2 separate regions of the Homo sapiens genome follow, and region 1 is linked to region 2. Evidence: chromatin loops called from intact Hi-C (ENCODE). Cell type or tissue: endothelial cell of umbilical vein. All regions are shown on one strand. Each heading gives the region's core, and the rest is flanking DNA. Links, peaks and the distances in the headings are about the cores only.

Region 1 (6,315 bases), core at 713-5,712, 110 kb after region 2:
CCTTCTTCTTAATTTTATTTTAGTAAGTATGCTTAACAGCTCTATCCTCTTAACAGATGTTTTTTTTTCTTTTGAGACAGAGTTTTGCTCTTTTTGCCCAGGCTGCAATGGCGTGATCTTGGCTCACCGCAACCTCCGCCTCCCGGATTCAAGCGATTCTCCTGCCTCAGCCTCCCAAGTAGCTGGAATTACAGGCATGCGCCACCATCCCCAGCTAATTTTGTATTTTTTAGTAGAGACAGGGTTTCTCCATGTTGGCCAGGCTGGTCTTGAACTCCCAACCTCAGGTGATCCACCAGCCTCAGCTTCCCAAAGTGCTGGGATTACTGGGATTACAGGCGTGAGCCACCGCGCCCGAGGTTTTTGTTTTGTTTTGTTTTGTTTTTTCTTTAGACAAGGTCTTGCTCTGTCACCCAGGGTGGAGTGCAGTGTCGTGGCATGGCTCACTGCAGCCTTGAACTCCTGGGATCAAGTGATCCTTCAGCCCCAGCTTCCCAAGTAGCTAGGACTAAAGGCGTGCACCCCCACACTCAGCTAACTTTTGTATTTTTTGTGGAGACAGGGTCTTACTTTGTTGCCCAGGCTTGTCTTGAACTCCTGGGCTAAAGTGACCCTCCCACCTCAGGCTCGCTAAATGCTGGGATTATAGGTGTGAACCACCGTGCCTGGCCCCTCTTAACAGATTTTTAAGTGCACAATTCAGTACTGTTATTTATACGTACAATGTTATACAGCAGATCTCTAGAACTTACTCATCTTGCATAATAGAAATTTTATATCTGTTGCCATTGATTAGCAACATTTTCCCCTTCCCCCAGCCCTGGCAATCACAATTCTATTCTTTGTTTCTCACCCCATTCTCTTCTTGTTTTAAATGTTGTATACAGATAAATGTTTCAGAATGCTGCCACCAACCATCCTGCAACCATGAGTGGCAAGCCCAAGACCAAAAACCAAATATTGAGGATGGCAAAGAAAAAAGAAAGAGACTGGACTGTTGGGGACATCACTGAGCCACTTTGCCAAACCTGGAGTTGCCTACCTTCAAAAGTTTTGTTATATGACATAATTAATCTTTACTGCTTTGCCACTTCTGGTGGAATATTTTATTACTATCACCAGAAGCATTTCTTGGCTTCAATAACACACATACTCCAGTGTCACCTGCTTCAAGAGCACTCTACTCATAATTCTGACTAATGTACATTTCCACATGTCTGACCCAAAGGCATGTATAACTCAGTAGACTTTTATCGTATATATAATTAACTTATATTTACTCTTAAATCCTTCTCTGTGTGTGTGCATGTGTGTTTGTATGTGTGTGTGTGTCTTGCTACTATGTGTTGCATGCTTGGTAGACTCTTTTTGAATTTTCTTTGTTTTGTTGTTTTTTTTTTTTTTGAGATAGAGCCTTGCTCTGTTGCCCAAGCTGGAGTGCAGTGGCGCAATCTCAGCTCACTGCAATGTCCGCCTCCTGGGTTCAAGCAATTCTCCTGCCTCAGCCTCCCTAATAGCTAGGATTACAGGTGCACGCCACCATGCCCGGCTGATTTTTGTATTTTTTTGTAGAGATGAGGTTTCACCAGGCTGGTCTCAAACTCCTGACCTAAGGTGATCTGCTGGCCTCAGCCTTCCAAAGTGCTGGGATTATAGGCATGAGCCACCAGGCCCGGCCTTCTAGCTTTCTTAATAACAACACTATTAAACCAGTATCCCAAACAACAGTCAGTCAACATTAGATCCTACCTTTCCTGAACTCTCTTCAAATCTGATCATTTATAATGTCCCTTTATTATTACAAAGATTCCCCTTTATAATTTCTTAAATTTGTCTTTCGCTCTTCACACTCATTAGAATATCTTATTTCAAACTTCTGTCATCTCTCCTTCAGCCATTAGCTTCTTTTTTTTTTTTTTTTTAAAGACGAAGTCTTGCTCTGTTGCCAAGGCTGGAGTGCAGTGGCGCAATCTCAGCTCACTGCAACTTCCACCTCCTGGGTTCAAGCAATTCTCCTGCCTCAGCCTCCCGAGTAGCTGGGAATATAGGTGCCCGCTACCATGCCTGGCTAATTTTTGTATTTTTAGCAGAGACAGGGTTTCACCATGTTGGCGAGGCTGATCTTGAACTCCTGACCTCAGGCAATCCACCCGCTTCGACCTCCCAAAGTGCTGGGATTACAGGGGTGAGCCACTGCGCCCGGCCCAGACATTAGCTACCTAACTGGTATCCTCACGACATTTTGACATATTAACCTATCTTAGCCTTATTTTCCTTATCTGTAAAATGGGGAAAATAAAGCCCATGGTTTTCATGAGTATTAAGACTTAATATGCATGAAGTAATCAAAATAGTGCCTCGCACATAGTAAATGTTCAATAAATATAAGCTCTTATTATCATCTTCGATCATAATGCTTTTTAAAATTATTCTATGAGATTTTTTTTCTACAAAATAAAACACTTTTCACTCAATCACCATTGCCCAAATACTCTTCCCTTTACCCAAATCAAATGTACTGATGGTTCTAAAGATAATGCTTAGAGCATACTGAATTAGGTTCAAGTCACTCTCTTTTATGTCCTCTCCACACTATTATTTATTACCTACTTAGGCTCTCTCTTTTAAAAAGATGAAGGTTTCCTTATTTGGTTCACAAGTTTCCTCTCTATCCAGAACCTTGCCATTATCTTAGGTCTTCAAGTGAGGACCAACACCTAGAATCTGGATGATCTTTATTTCTACTCTACATAAACCATTCGTTTCCATAGTTATACCCTTGACTTCTGCTAAAGATGCTCTCCCCCAGGTCCCACCCAAGATCTACTGATTCATAATTACTGGGGAGTAAGGTATAGGAGTAAAACACAAACATCTGCATTTTAGTAACCACCTGAGATACTGATATATTATTGTGCATACCAAAGTTTAACACAACCGAACTAGATCTTTTCATCTCCCAGAATTACTGTATCTCTAAATTTTTCATTAAAACATTATCCTTCAGGAGGAAGAGGCAGAGCAAGACGGCTCAATAGAAGCCTCCACTAATTGTCCTCCCCACTGGAACACCAAATTGAACAACTATCCACACAAAGAAGCACCTTCGTAAGAACCAAAAATCAGGTGAGTAATCACAGTACTTGGTTTTAATTTCACATCACTGAAAGAGGCACTGAAGAGGGTAAGAAAGAAAGATGGTCTTGAATTGCCAATACCACCCTTTCCTCATCCCTTGTCAGAGGCCATATGGCATGGAGAGAGATTCTATATGCTTAGGGGAGGAAGAGCACAGTGACTGTGGGACTTTGCGTTGGAACTCAGTGCTGCCCTGTCAGCAGAAAGCAACACTGGGCAAAACTCAGCCAGCACCAGCAGAGGGAGCATTTAGATCAGCCTTAGCCAAAGATGAATCACCCACCCCAGTGGTTGGAACCTGAGTTCTAGCAAGCCTCACCACAATAGGTTAAAGTGTTCTGGGGTCCTAAATAAATGTGAAAGGTGGTCTAGGCCACAAGGACTGTAATTCCTGGGCAAGTCCTGGTGCTGTGCTGGGCTCAGAGCTAGTGGACTTAAGGAGCATGTGACCTAGTGAGAAACCAGCCAGGGCAGCCAAGCAAGTGCTTGTGCCACCACTCCCCTAACCCTAGGCAGCACAGCTTGCAGCTCTGGGAGAGACCCCTTCCTTCAGGCTTGAGGAGAGGAGAGGGAAGAGTAAAGAGGGCTTTGTCTTGCAACGTGGATACCAGCTCAGCTACCATAGGATTGGGCACTACAATAGGATAGGCAGAGTCTTGATGGCCCCATTCCAGGCCCTAGCTCCCAGAAGACATTTTAAGCACACTCTGGGCCAGAAAGGAACTCACAACCTCAAAGGGAAGGGCCCAGTCCTAGAAGAATTCAACACCTGCTGACTAAAGAACCCTCCTTGGGCCAGGCCAGGTGCAGTGGCTCACGCCTGTAATCCCAGCACTTTGGGAGGCTGAGGCGGGTGGATCACGAGGTCAGGAGTTCAAGACCAGCCTGGCCAACATGGTAAAACCCTGTCTCTACCGAAAATACAAAAAATTAGCTGGGCATGGTGGCGGACGCCTGTAATCCCAGCTCCTCGGGAGGCTGAGGCAGGAGAATTGCTTGAACCCAGGAGGTGGAGGTTGCAGTGAGCCAAGATCACGCCATTGCACTCCAGCCTGGGTGACAGAGCAAGACTCTGTCTTGGGGAAAAAAAAAAAAAAAGAAGTCTTGGGCCCTAAATAATCAGCAGTGGTACCCAGGCAATACTTGCCATAGGCTTTGAGTGAGACTCAGAGATGTGATGGCTTCAGATATGACCCAGCACATTCCCATCTGTGGTGGCTACAGGGAGAGACTCCTTCTGTTTGAGAAAAGGAGAGGGAAGAGTAAAGGAGACTTTGTCTTATAGCTTAGGTACCAGCTTGGCCACAGTGGGGTAGAGTACCAACTAGACTCTTGGGGTCTCTGATTCCAGGTTTTGGCTTTTAGACAGTATTTCTGGACCTGCCCTGGGCCAGAGGGGAGCCCGCTTCCCTGAAGGAACAGACTCAGAACTGCCAACATCACCAAAAGCTGACAGAAGAACCCTTGGGCCTTGAGTGAACATCGATGGTAGCCAGACAGTATTTGCCATAGGCCTGGGGTGGTGGTGGTCATGGGGAGAGACTCCTCTGCTTGTAGAAAGGGGAGAAAAGAGTGAGAAGGTCTTTGCCTTGCAGTTTGGGTGTCAGTTCAGCCACAGTAGAATAGATCACCAGGTAAATTCCTAAGGTTTCCAACTCTAGGACCTGGCTCCCAGAGGGCATCTCTAGTCATGCCTGGAATCTGGAGAGCTAGTCACTCTTGAACAAAATTCAAGATAACACAGGACACAAGCCCAGCTGGCTTCACCACCTCTTGATTGTAGAACCCTGGGGTCTTGAACAAACATAGGCTGTCACCAGGCAGTGGTTACAGTGGGACTTGAGTAAGACCCAGTGCTGTGCTGGCTTCAGGTCTGACCCAGCACAGTCCCAGTGGTGGTGGCCACAGGGGTGCTTATGTCACCTCTCCCCCAGCTCCAGGCGGCTCAGCACAGAGAGAGAGACTCCATTTGTTTCAAAGAAAGTAAGGGAAAAGAACAAGGGCTCCTTCTGGTAATCCAGAGAATTCTTGCAGATCTTATGCAAAACCACCAAGGCAGTACCTCTTGAGTCTGCAAGAGCCATAGTGTTATTGGGCTTGGGATGCCCCCTAATGCAGATAAGTCTGCAGTAAACAAAAACTTAGATCCCAACACCTAACTCTCTTTGAATACCTGGAAAGCTTTCCCAAGAAGGGCAGGTACAAACACGCCCAGACTGCAACAACTACAATAAATAAAATAAATACCTAATTTCATGAATGCCCACACATCAATAAGCTCCACAAGCATCAAGACCATCCAGGAAAACATGAATCCACCAAATGAATTAAATAAGGCACATATCTCTGGAGACACAGAGATATGTGACCTTTCAGACAAAGAATTCAAAATCGCTGCTTTGAGGAAACTCAACAAAATTCAAGATAGCACAGAGAAGGAATTCAGAATACTATCTGATAAATTTAACAAAGAGATTGAAATAGTTAAGAATCAAGCAGAAATTCTGGAGCTGAAAAATGCAATTGATATACTGAAGAATGAATTACAGTCTCTTAATAGCAGAATTCATCAAAAAATACTACACACATGAAGGAGAAATAAAGACTTCCCTAGACAAAGAAAAGCTGAGGAATTTCATCAACAGTAGACCTATCCTATAAGAAATATTAAAGGGAGTTCTTCAGTTTGAAAGAAGAGGATGTTAATGAGCAATAAGAAATCATCTGAAGGCACAAAACTCACTGGTAATAGTAAGTACACAGAGAAACAGAATATTATAAAACTGTAATTGTGCTGTATAAAATACTCATATCTTGAGTAGAAAGACTAAAAGATGAGCCAATCAAAAAAATAACTACAACTTTTCAAGACATGGACAGTAAAATAATACATAAACAGAAACAACAAAAAGTTAAAAAGTGGAGGAATGAAGTTAAAGTGTAGAGCTTTTATTTGCTTTCTCTTTGCTTGTTTGTTTATGCAATCAGTATTAAGTTGTCATCAGTTTAAGATAATGGGTTGTAAGTACTATTTGCAAGCCTCATGGTAATGTCAAATCAAAGACAATATAACAGACACTGTGAAAGGCAAATAAATCTTGGGACCCCAAAATCACTAAGCTAAAGGGAAAAGTCAAGCTGGGAACTACATCAGGCAAACCTGCCTCTCATTCTATT
Region 2 (6,315 bases), core at 389-5,388:
GGAATTGAGAAAGGGGAGAACCTAGACATGGTTTTAGGCTTTGGGGGGTAAAATATAATATTTACTTCTCTAACTCATCCTTCTGTTTCATAGCCTAAGTGACTGCTTCAGGACATGGCAGGGTCTTCAGCAGGTGGTAGGTGCAGGCGAATGTGTCATTAGCACACCTGCCCACATCAACTAGCAGGTAGCAAGAGTGCAATTTCAACAGAGGGATAAGTACTGTTAAATCAAGTTTAGCCTACAGCTGCCTCATTACATTTTAAGCTCAGCTTAAAGGTTTCTTTGCACATCATGAACTATAACCTAAGTGGACATTATAAACAGATGGTAGCCTACTCTTGTGCCAATTACTGAGTTTTGGCCAATCAAACGTGGCCAACTGTTCAAACCATGTTCAAATAAGGCAAACGCTGAGTTATAACCAATTCAGCTGTTTCTGAATCTCTTTTCTGTTTCCTGTATGTCACTTTCCTTCCTCTGTCCATAAATCCTCTTCCACCATGTGGCTGCACTGAAGTCACAGGGACTACTCTGGATGGGAAGGCTGCCCGAATTGAGAATGGTTCTTTGCTCAATTAAAAACTTTTAAATTTAATTCAGCTGAAGTTTTTTTATTTAACAATATCTTCAAAAAAACAGGGAATGAATGACTTATAAATAACAAAGATAGAAGACCATCTTTCCCACAAACACTGTAAAGCCAGAAGCCCACAATGCAAAATCATGCCAATTCCTCCATCACAAGAGCAGTTATAAATAATTAGGGTTCATTGTTTATTAAGGAAGAAAACTGAGAGACCCAACGTTTTGAAGGCTACATATTAAGGTAGAAATGATCACTGGGCTATCCTCAGCAATATAAGACCACATGAAGTAAAAAAACAAGGCAGGACTCTTAGGTTAAGAGCTTCGGGATATAAACCACTTGTGTCCAATCTTCACTAGAGCCTGGTCTACCTGGATAGGAATGGGGATCTGTCAGGAGAAGAAAGAGAATCTTTACAATAGAAGACTCAACTTCAGCTGATTTTGTGGCTTTGTAATGTTTCTGGAGGGATATTTTTATCTGAACTTCAATTAAACTTCCCCTTACTACCCATTGCCCCACCATCCCTCACCCACTGCTCAACACTCAGATCACCAAAATCAGGCAGGTAAAATATTCATGAGCACAAAAAAATGTGTTTACACAAGCACACACCAATGCCATCTGAAAGGCATGTCACCTTAGGAAATGGGAAGGTAATTTCATTAGCATTCCATGGGAACATGACGACCAAAGGGCCTGGGTGGCCACAACAAACCTATGATGGTTGATGGAAGACTATGTTAGAGAAATCCGTCAGCAAGCAACAACAGGTTTTGATTGTTAGCTTGTGTTTGTTCTTTAACAGAGACTGAAGATTAAAGGAGGACCATCCTACCAGTAAAGGATAAAGCGCCTTAAAGCTTCATTTGCCTTTTTGGGTTTCATTGTTTGGGAGGAAAAACCTAAGCATAATACACACACCCGCTTTTCTTCCCAGCTACGATAAAACTTAACCATCTTATCTCTGCACTTTTATTTAACCTCTCAGTTAAGAAATGACACCTTCATTTCATGGGTGCCTTGAAGCAGAACATGTTAGATTTTTTTAACAAATCCTATGATACGGTTTGGATTTGTGTCCCTGCCCATATCTCATGTCAAATTGGAGGAGGGGCCCAGTGTGAGATGATAGGATCGTGGGGGTGAATTTCCTCCCTGCTGTGCTTGTGAGAGTGAGTGAGTTCTCCTGAGATCTGATGGTTTAAAAGTGTGTGGCACTTCCCCTGTGCTCTCCCTCTCCTGCTGCCATGAGAAGGTCCTTGCTTCCCTTTCACCTTCTTCCACTGTATGTTTCCTGAGGTCTCCCAGTCATGCTTCCTGTTAAGCCTGCAGAACTGTGAGTCAATTAAACCTCTTTTCTTCATAAATTACCCAGTCTCAGGTAGTTCTTTATAGCAGTGTGAAAATGGACTAATACACCCTAGTGATGAGGAATTTAGAGAAGCTTCTTAACATAATTTAGAGATATAATATGCTGGCATCATCTCAATAATTTACCTAGCTTCTAAGTTTCTGAATAGAATAGCTTATTTGTGGACAAACTAATAGCATTTTAATAGCTATCACAAAAATGGCTGGGACTTTTTTCACTCCAAACTAATGTATTTTATGCAAACTACATTATACTAAAAGAAGTAACAATAACGTGTTATGAAAATTTTTTCCTGAAATAAATTTCCCCTGGTTCATTTTCTTCTCCTGATTTTGACAGGTAAATTTGCATTTTATTCCACTAGGTGGTAGTATACAGAGCACAGATAGAAAATGGAATAATTCTGTACATTAAATCCATTTGTAGAAAAAAGGTCTTGATAAACCTCTAAGTAATATTTTTATTCTTAGCAAGCAGGTAAATTATAGACTATAACTTTTCAATGCTGAGAGAAAATGTGTTTATGTATACTAATACTTTATTTTCTGCAATTTAACCAAGGTCAATTCATGTTTTACAAGTACTTCAAGTACTGGTGTTGATCACAGACTAGTCACCTTCATCCTCAAATGATTACTTACACCAATTCATTGTCTTTTCATGAATAAAACTGTGATTTCACTGAAAATGGTCACAGTGCTTTAAGACAATGAATAAGATCTAACACTAGGCAGAAAGAGAGGAAGAGAGCTTTATGATTGGGTCTGTTTCTATGCTTAGGAGTCATTATTTTTTTCTATGTTTCAATTATCCCTTCTAGCCTGAAAAGCAATCTAAATTCTGTGCTACTGTTAAGAGTATTTTATTATGAACTGTTATACAAAAAAAGGTAACTGCACTCATATGTTTATCACAGCCCTGTCCACAACAACAAAGACATGGAATCAACCCAGGTGACCATCAATGGTGGACTGAATAAAGAAAATGTGATACATATAAACCATGGAATACTATGCAGCCATAAAAAAGAATGAACTCATGTCATTTGTAGCAACACAGCTGCAGCTGGAGTCTCTCTATCCTAAATGAATTAACACAGAAACAGAAAACCAAAATATCACACGTCCGCACTTATAAGTGAGAGCTAAGCATTAGGTACATATAGACACAAAGATGGGAACAATAAACACTAGGGATTCCAAAAGAGGGGGAGGGGAAAAGTGTTTAGAAATACTACCTATAGTGTACTACGTTCACTACTTGGGCAATGAGATCCTTAGAAGCTAAAATCTTTGTATCACAACATATACCCATGTAACAAACTTGCACATGTAACTCCTGACTCTCACATAAATTTTTTTTAATTAAAAAAAGTCAATTAACTTGTTTCACACAAGAGTATTTTATTATATAATATTAAACAACTACAAGCAAAATCCCACGATGATAAGTTCAGTCATCTGATTAAATAAAGCAAAAGCCACATAAATAATGAGAACATATGGATGACAATAGCTGATGAATTGTGTGAGTCAATTTCGATGAGTCACATTCCTTATAAACACTTTAACACTTTGGCTTTTTACTCTACTAGCTTCCTGGAATATTCAAATACATGAGGAATTAAAAGGGGCTTTAAAAAAAAACATGAAAAATGAGAAACATAAAATTTCAAATGCAGCATATTTAACTTCTCAAGAGACCACATTGACTTTGAAGCTGAAATGATGATGTGTTTAAAAAAATAAAGACTTTTTTTACTTCACGAGCTATACCTCACAAATACATGGCAAATACATATACAAGGGTTTTTAAATACATGGATATGTTGCATAGAAGGACAAGACACTGAGTGTGATGGAAAATAAAAAGACATGTCACAGAGAAAATCATCACTTTCCTCTGATCAGTCAGAAATTACTTTATCAAAAGGCAGGATTTCAGAGGTGATTTGAATGACGGCAGGAAAGAGCTCAGTGAGCTGAGAAGAGTACTATTAGCCTATGTTTTGGCCTAGAAGCCAGAGAGGCACAGCAGCATGTGCAGGCTTGAGAATAATTCTGCCTAGGCAAGGCAGATGAGAGGCAGAAGAAATAAGATAATTGGAAAAGACAGAAGAACATTTTTCCTAAAGCAAGACAATTTTTTTTTTAATTTGAAGAGTAGCCTGTTTTCTTTTTTAAAAAACTACTGCCAGTTGTTTTGAAAGAAGTTTAAATTGTTAAAGGGGAAAATAGTAAAGAATACTGGACTAAGGGGTGCTTCAAGGGAGAGCTCAGCGGTCCATACAGGGCTTGAATGCTGTGAGGGTCAGGAAAGCGAGGGCACTGAATTCATACTGTGTTTATATAGGAAAAGCTACTATAGCTGGCTTGCTGAAAGATCAAAAAATAATAATAACCCCCAATAGTATGCATTGCTTTTTGGCTCCAAAATATTTCACTGTCATTATCTCATACAACAGAACAATTCAAAAAGTTATAATTCCTATTTTTAGGTTGAGGAAACTGAGGCTTCAAACAATTTGCCCAAATGTCATGGTTATTAAGTTCTAGTTCTTCTCCTCTTAATCCAGAGTTATTTCATACTTTACCAAAGCTTGAAAAAAATATTAATAAAGTACCCAAGATCTCCTTACTTTAAGAGAGTTCCAACTGGTATCTAGCTTTCTTCCCGCTGAGCCTTCACCCATAGTGAGACACAGCGGGGATACCTCTTAGGGACCTGCTGAGTGCCCCCCGCCCCTGAGCATAAAAATAAAGGAACAGCTTGAGTTCCTTCAAGAGAAAGTCCAGTCATCCTGCTAGCCTTGAGAAGTAAATGAGCAACTCGATAAGCAAAAAGGGAAACAGTAGCTTAAAATAATCACCAAGGAGGTCAGAGTCAGAAGATGTTTGGTTTCCTATAGAAACTAAAGATAACATCTTAACAGATGTTCCAGAGTTGTTTTTCAGAACCTGGATCACCATCATATGGATCCTCCAGACCACAGATAACGAGGGAACTGAGACAACTCTGGACATACTGGCTATGAGGTAGCCCTGCTCCGCAGGAGCAGTTAAAAAAAAAAAAAAAGAAAGAAAAAAAAAAGAAAAGGAATTGAGGACTGAATTATCACCATTCTTTGTTTTCCATTTTGTTTTTTTAGATGGAGTCTCAAGTCTCGCTCTCTTGCCCAGGGTGGAGTGCAGTGGCGCAATCTTGGCTCACTGCAACCTCCACCTCCCAGGTTCAAGCGATTCTCCTGCCTCAGCCTCCTGAGGAGCTGGGATTACAGGCGTGCACCACCACACCCGGCTAGTTTTTGTATTTTTAGTAGAGATGGGGTTTCACCATGTTGGCCAGGCTGGTCTCAAATCCCTGACCTCAAGTGATCCACCCTCCTCAGCCTCCCAAAGTGCTGGGATTACAGGCGTGAACTACCACGCCTGGCACCATTCTTTGTCTTAAATTTCTTTCTGAGAAGTCTGGAGGAAGTCCGCCCATGGGCCAGACCTAACATTCCTTTCTGCTGATTCCATCTTTATTTTTTTTCTTTTTCTTTTTTTCTTTTTTATTTTTTTTAGAGACAGAGTCTTGCCATGTTGACTAGGCTGGTCTTGAAATCCTGGCCTCAAGTTACCCTCCTTCTTCAGCCTTTCAAAGTGCTGAGGTTACAAGCATGAGCCACCACACCTGGCCTGCTGATCCCATCTTTAGACAAATATCCCCTTCCTTAAACAATGTGCAAATCAGAAAATATTTGGATTTACCTGTAACCTGTAAGCCCCTACTTCAGGATATCCCACCTTTTTAGGCCAAACCAATATATGGCTTCCATGTGTTGATTGATGCCTTTGCCTGTAACCTCTGCACCTTACATGTAAGCCACTGTGGAGTTCAGGTCTTAAGCATGAGCTCCCTGATTCTGTTTGCTTCTTGACCTGCAAATAAACACCCTCCTTTCTCCCACTGTAAAACCCCGGTGTGGATGATAGAGCTTACTGCACTGGGTGAAATAGCCTTCACCCTCTACACACCCCACGCTCAAACCATACTGAACCCCTTCCATTGCTCCTCACTTTCCTACTTCCATATGCTCTACTGCACTACTTCCTCTGCCTGGAACACTCTCCTTCCAATGCCCTCCTATTATGGGTTGAATTGTGTCCCTAAAATTCCTATGTTGAAATCCTAACCCACGGTGTGACTGTATTTGGACATCGGGCCTTTAAAGAGGTAATTAAACTTAAATGAAGACATGAAAGTGAGGCCTTAATCCATAGGCCTGCTGTCCTTATAAGAAGAGGAAAAGACACCAGAGATAGCTCCCTTGGCCAGATAGAGGAAAGGCCCAGAGAGGACATAGGGA

The links. Hi-C counts contacts between places; a loop is a spot of excess contacts. Peaks named below come from ENCODE experiments on the same cell type or tissue, not always from the same donor. Only the 100,000 strongest peaks of a DNase experiment are listed, where the experiment ranks them.
Region 1: it touches region 2 in a loop (3-fold over the local background); 3 of 110 quality-filtered maps call a loop at or near these places.

What each region holds. Positions count from the first base shown.
Region 1 is chr12:24,957,047-24,963,361 of GRCh38, forward strand. BCAT1-DT (BCAT1 divergent transcript) reads left to right here. Exons shown (of 3, transcript NR_199054.1): 2 at 3,008-3,126. Among named protein-coding and RNA genes, the nearest start is that of BCAT1-DT, 11 kb to the left of the region's middle. In endothelial cell of umbilical vein, for the core only: a CTCF peak has its summit at 3,375 (motif pointing right); a DNase peak (open chromatin) is centred at 3,385; H3K27me3 peaks cover 172 bases.
Region 2 is chr12:24,850,283-24,856,597 of GRCh38, forward strand. The region is part of intron 5 of BCAT1 (branched chain amino acid transaminase 1); the gene reads right to left. Among named protein-coding and RNA genes, the nearest start is that of BCAT1-AS1, 34 kb to the left of the region's middle. In endothelial cell of umbilical vein, for the core only: no CTCF peak of the experiment used is centred there; DNase peaks (open chromatin) are centred at 419, 1,839, 3,509, 4,929 and 1 weaker place; H3K27ac peaks cover 4,492 bases.